Linked DNA regions of Homo sapiens: region 1 is linked to region 2. A link is an interaction called in ENCODE POLR2A ChIA-PET data of the cell type or tissue named here. Cell type or tissue: MCF 10A. All regions are shown on one strand.

What was found. ChIA-PET counts read pairs that join two places held together with the same protein. Peaks named below come from ENCODE experiments on the same cell type or tissue, not always from the same donor. Only the 100,000 strongest peaks of a DNase experiment are listed, where the experiment ranks them.
Region 1: POLR2A ChIA-PET joins it to region 2 with 6 read pairs; 5 of 35 experiments call an interaction of 5 or more read pairs at or near these places.

The regions. Positions count from the first base shown.
Region 1 is chr16:3,945,328-3,947,827 of GRCh38, reverse strand. TRIDDENT (TRIM28 interacting DNA damage repair enhancing non-coding transcript) reads left to right here. Exons shown (of 2, transcript NR_120311.1): 2 at 1-219. Among named protein-coding and RNA genes, the nearest start is that of TRIDDENT, 3.9 kb to the left of the region's middle. In MCF 10A, no CTCF peak of the experiment used is centred here; a DNase peak (open chromatin) is centred at 1,497.
Region 2 is chr16:4,149,597-4,152,096 of GRCh38, reverse strand. No RefSeq gene overlaps it. Among named protein-coding and RNA genes, the nearest start is that of ADCY9, 34 kb to the right of the region's middle. In MCF 10A, no CTCF peak of the experiment used is centred here; no DNase peak of the experiment used is centred here.

The sequences.
Region 1 (2,500 bases), 200 kb after region 2:
CTCCAGCCTGGGCAGCAGAGCGAGACTGTCTCAATAAACAACAACAAAAAAAATTACATTTAAAAAAACTTAGGCTATGGGGCCCAGCGTGGAGGCTCACACATGTAATTCCAACATTTTGGGAAGCTAATGCCGGAGAATCGCTTAAGCCCAGGAGTTCAGGACCAGCTTGAGCAACAGTGAGATTCCATCTGTATATTAAAAAAAAAAAAAAAAAAATTAGCCAGGCATGGTGTTGCTCACCTGTAGTCCCAGCTGCTCAGGAGGCTGAGGTGAGAGGATCACTTGAGCCTGGGAGTTCGAGGCTGAGGTGAGAGGATCACTTGAGCCTGGGAGTTGGAGGCTGAAGTGAGCCATGAGGGCGCCACTACACTCCAGCCTGGGTGACAGAGTGAGAGCCTGTCTTTAAAAAACATATAATAATAATAATAATTAATAATTAAACAAATAATAAGGCTTAGACTAAGAGGGAAGGCAGAGCACACTCAGGTGCATTCGGCCTTCTGGATGCTACCAGGGAATGCCAGACCTCCGGGAGAAACAAGAACCCACGTGTTCTCAAGGCGCCCAGCCCAGCCCAACCTGTGGCCCTCCAGAAACTGTCGTGGTCATCCTCCATTCACCTGTCTGTTCATTCATCAACTCACCCTTCAGATAGCTGCAGAGGACCTATGATCACCAGGAATCTCCCCATGAGCAAACTATGGGGCACTGGGAAGACGGTGGCCACAGTTAGAGGTGGGAGCCGCACAGGCAGATGGAACCGCAGTGGCCGCAAGCCCTGGAGGATCTTCGGCCGTCCGTGCTGGCTTGGAAGCCCTCCTGGGTTTCTTTACACGGACTTAGGGCTTTGGGGACTCTGGCTGGGGTGACCTCGACCTGTGCCGAGCCTCCAAAGATTCCTGTAGGCGCTGCACCCCGAGCGGAGACTGCAGCTCGGCCTCCCTGCGTCTGCACTGCCTCCCCTGCTGCAGGGGTGTCCCCAAGGGCCTGGGCCGTGCTCCTCCTACCGCAGCTCCTGGTCCTGGCGCCTCCTCCATCCAGAGACACAAGTGGCCCCTACGACTCCAGCACCAGACCTGATCTCAAGCACCAGGCAATACTCATTAAATCAAAATGTGCTAGAACCGGAAGGAATAAATCTCACTGTGATGGATTCCTGGGGTTCCAACAACCCCTCAGCAACCAGTATATTAATTCTAATAAAATGTTCTAAAATTCAGTAAAATGCAAGGAATCCCATTTTCCAGGAAGGCATATAAAGGCTCAGGCATATGTAAGGCACAGAGGGAGTGACGGCCAACCTGGGAATTAGACTAAGGTTTCTTTCCTCTCTGTGCCTTGATAGAGAATCCACCTCAGTTCCAGAACTTGCATCAGAAACAGGGTCCTCTTCCCACACCCCACTTCTCGGGGAGGGCTCAAGCCGCATCTGCCTCTGGAAGCAGATATCCGTGACTATTATGACTCCTTGGAAGGCAGCCAGGCATGAGCCTGTGGCTTACATTCCTTAATGCTCAAGCACATTCCTTCGTGTTCAAGTATACGTGTGGTTGGCTCGAGCACAGAAGCACAGAGCTGAGCAAAATATTCAGCGCCTTTTTCAGAGAACCCTGGCTGGTGCTGGTGGATGTTCCTGCCCCTTCCTCCACCATGAACATTTTTAAAAATTAAGGTGAGTCTGGGCACAGTAGCTCATGCCTGTAATCCCAGCACTTTAGGAGGCTGAGATGGGAAGATCCCTTGAGCCCAGAAGTTTGAGACCAGCCTGGGCAACACAGTGAGACCCCATCTCTACAAAAACTAAAAAATTAGCCAGGCAGGGCATCGTGTGCCTGTAGCCCCAGCTACTCAGCAGTCTGAGGTAGGAGGATCACTTGAGCCCAGGAAGTTGAGGCTTCAGTGAGCCATGTTTGTGACGCTGCACTCCAAAAAAAAAAAAAAGAAAAAAAGAGGCCAGGCACAGTGGCCCACACCTATAATCCCAGCACTTTTGGGAGGCTGAATTGGGTGGATCACCTGAGGTCAGGAGTTCGAGACCAGCCTGGACAACATGGTGAAACCCCATCTCTACTAAAAATACAAAAATTAGTCGGGCGTGGTGGCAGGTGCCTGTAGTCTCAGCTACTCGGGAGGCTGAAGCAGGAGAATCGCTTGAACCCAGGAGGGGGAGGTTGCAGTGAGCCGACATGGTGCCACTGTACTCCAGCCTGGGCGACAGAGTGAGACTCCGTCTCAAAAAAAAAAAAAAAGAAATATGAAATGTCCAGAAAAGGCAAATCTATAGAGACAGAAAGATCAACGGTTGCTGGGGCAAGGGAGGAGAACTGTCACAAGTTGAGAGTAAAATTTTTAGGATGGTGGAGATGTTCTAAAAATTGGATCATGTTGGTTACATGACTCTACAAATTTACTAAAAGGCATTGGTTATACATTGAGAGTGGGTGAATTTTACTATATGTAACTATATCTAAAAAACATTGTAAAAATAAAAAAGTAA
Region 2 (2,500 bases):
CTTTTTTTTTTTCTAATTGTAATTTACTTACAATAGAATGGATATTATATATTTTTAATTTTTATTTGTTTTTATTATTTTGTTTTATTTTATTTTTGAGACGGAGTCTCCCTCTGTAGCCCAGGCTGGAGTGCAGTGGACTTGGCTCACTGAAACCTCTGTCTCCCGGGTTCAAGTGATTCTCCTGCCTCAGTCTCCCGAGTAGCTGGGATTGCAGGCACCCACCACCATGCCCAGCTAATTTTTGTATTTTTAGTAGAGACTAAGTTTCACCATGTTGGCCAGGCTGGCCTTGAACTCCTGACCTCAGGTTATCTGCCGGCCTCGGCCTCCCAAAGTGCTGGGATTACAGGTGTGAGCCACTGTGCCCGGCCTTATTTTATTTTATTTTTTGAGATGACGTCTCACTCTGTTGCCCAGGCTGGAGTGCAGTGGCGTGATCTCAGCCCACTGCAACTTCTGCCTCCCAGATTCAAGTGCCACCATGTCATGCTTATTTTTGTATTTTTAGCAGAGAAGGGGTTTCTCCATGTTGGCCAGGGTGGTCTTGAACACCTGACCTCAGATGATCCACCTGCCTTGGCCTCCCACAATGTTGGGATTACAAGTGTGAACCACCTCGCCCAGCCGAGATTTGTATTTTTGTAGAGACATGGGGTTTCGCCATTTTGCCCAAGCTGGTCTTGAACTCCTGGGCTTAAGCGATCCTTCTGCCTCGGCCTCCCAATGTGCTGCGATTAAGGCATGAGCCACCGTGCCTGGCCAAAAGCTGTGATTTTTTTAGAAAATATTGAACATCATTGTCATCCCTGAAATTGCCTTCACAGTGTGTCCCAGTCAGTTCCCACGCCCCAAAGCCTGCCATTGTTCTGTTGTTTTTTTTTCCAACATTGATTCATTGTACCTGTTCCCAAACTTCGTATAGTTGGAAATATACATTAGGTACTCATTTATTCTGTCACCCAGGCTGGAGTATAGTGGCGTGTTCTTGGCTCACTGCAACCTCTGCCTCCCGGGTTCAAGCAACTCTTGTGCCTCAGCCTGCCTAGTAGCTGGGACTACAGGTGTGTGCCACCATGCCCAGCTAATTTTGTATTTTTTAGTAGAGATGGGGTTTCACCACGTTGGCCAAGGTGGTCTCTAACTCCTGACCTCAGGCAATCTGCCCATCTTGGCCTCCCAAAGTGCTGGGATTACAGGTGTGAGCCACTGTGCCCCGCCAAGCATTATGTCTTTGAGATTTGTCTGTGTCATTGTGACGTACCTTTTGCCTTTCCCACCACCCGAATATGTGACTTTACCACAGTTTATCCATTTTCTTATAGACAGACACCAGGGGCCACTTCCATTTTTTGACTATTACAGATAATTTTGCACAAGGCTTTTCATGGACATTTGAAATGGAATTGCTGGAAAAAAAAAACCGAATTGCTGGGTCATAAGATTTTACTTTCTAGTTTAGTAAAGAAACCAGGTTGGGCACAGTGGTTCACATGCCTCCTTTGGGAGGTTGAGGCAGGAGGATTACTTGAGCCCAGGAGTTCAAGACCAGCCTGGGCAACATAGTGGGATGCCATCTCTACAAAACACAAAAAGAAAGGCCGGGCGCGGTGGCTCATGCCTGTAATCCCAGCACTTTGGGAGGCCGAGACAGACTGATCACCTGAGGTCAGGAGTTCGAGACCAGCCTGGCCAACGTGGTGAAACCCCATCTCTACTAAAAATACAAAAATTAGCTGGGTGTGGTGGTGCATGCCTCTAGTTCCAGCTACTTGGGAGGCTGAGGCAGGAGAATAGCTTGAACCCAGGAGGTGGAGGTTGCTGTGAGCCAAGATCATGCCCCTGCACTGCAGCCTGGGCAACAGAGCGAGACTCGGTCTCAAAAAAAAAAAAAAAAAAAGGAAAAGAAAAGAAAAAGAAAAATTTAGCTGGGCCTGGTGGTGCATGCCTGTAGTCCCAGCTGCTTGGGAAGCTTAGGCAGGAGGATGGCTTGAGGCCAGGAGGTTGAGGCTGCAGTGAGCAGTGATTGTACCATCTCACTCCAGCCTGGGCAACAGAAAGAGACCCGGTCTCAAAAAAAAAAAAAAAAAAAAAAAAAAAAAAGGAAACCATTAGACAGTATTCCAAAGCAGTTTTTTTTTGTTTTGTTTTTGAGACGGAGTCTCGCTCTGTCGCCAGGCTGGAGTGCAGTGGCACCATCTTGGCTCACTGCAAGCTCCGCCTCCCGGGTTCAAGCAATTCTCCTGCCTCAGCCTCCCGAGTAGGTGGGACTACAGGCGCACACTGCCAAGCCTGGCTAATTTTTGGTTGCCAGGATGGTCTTATCTCCTGACCTCATGATCCGCCCGCCTTGGCCTCCCAGAGTGCTGGGATTACAGGCGTCAGCCACCGTGCTTGGCCCAAAGCGGTTTTGTTATTTTACACTCCCATCAACAACATACGACGGTTCTAGTTACTCCATATTTTTGCCAACATTTGGTGTTGTCAGTCTGCTTAATTG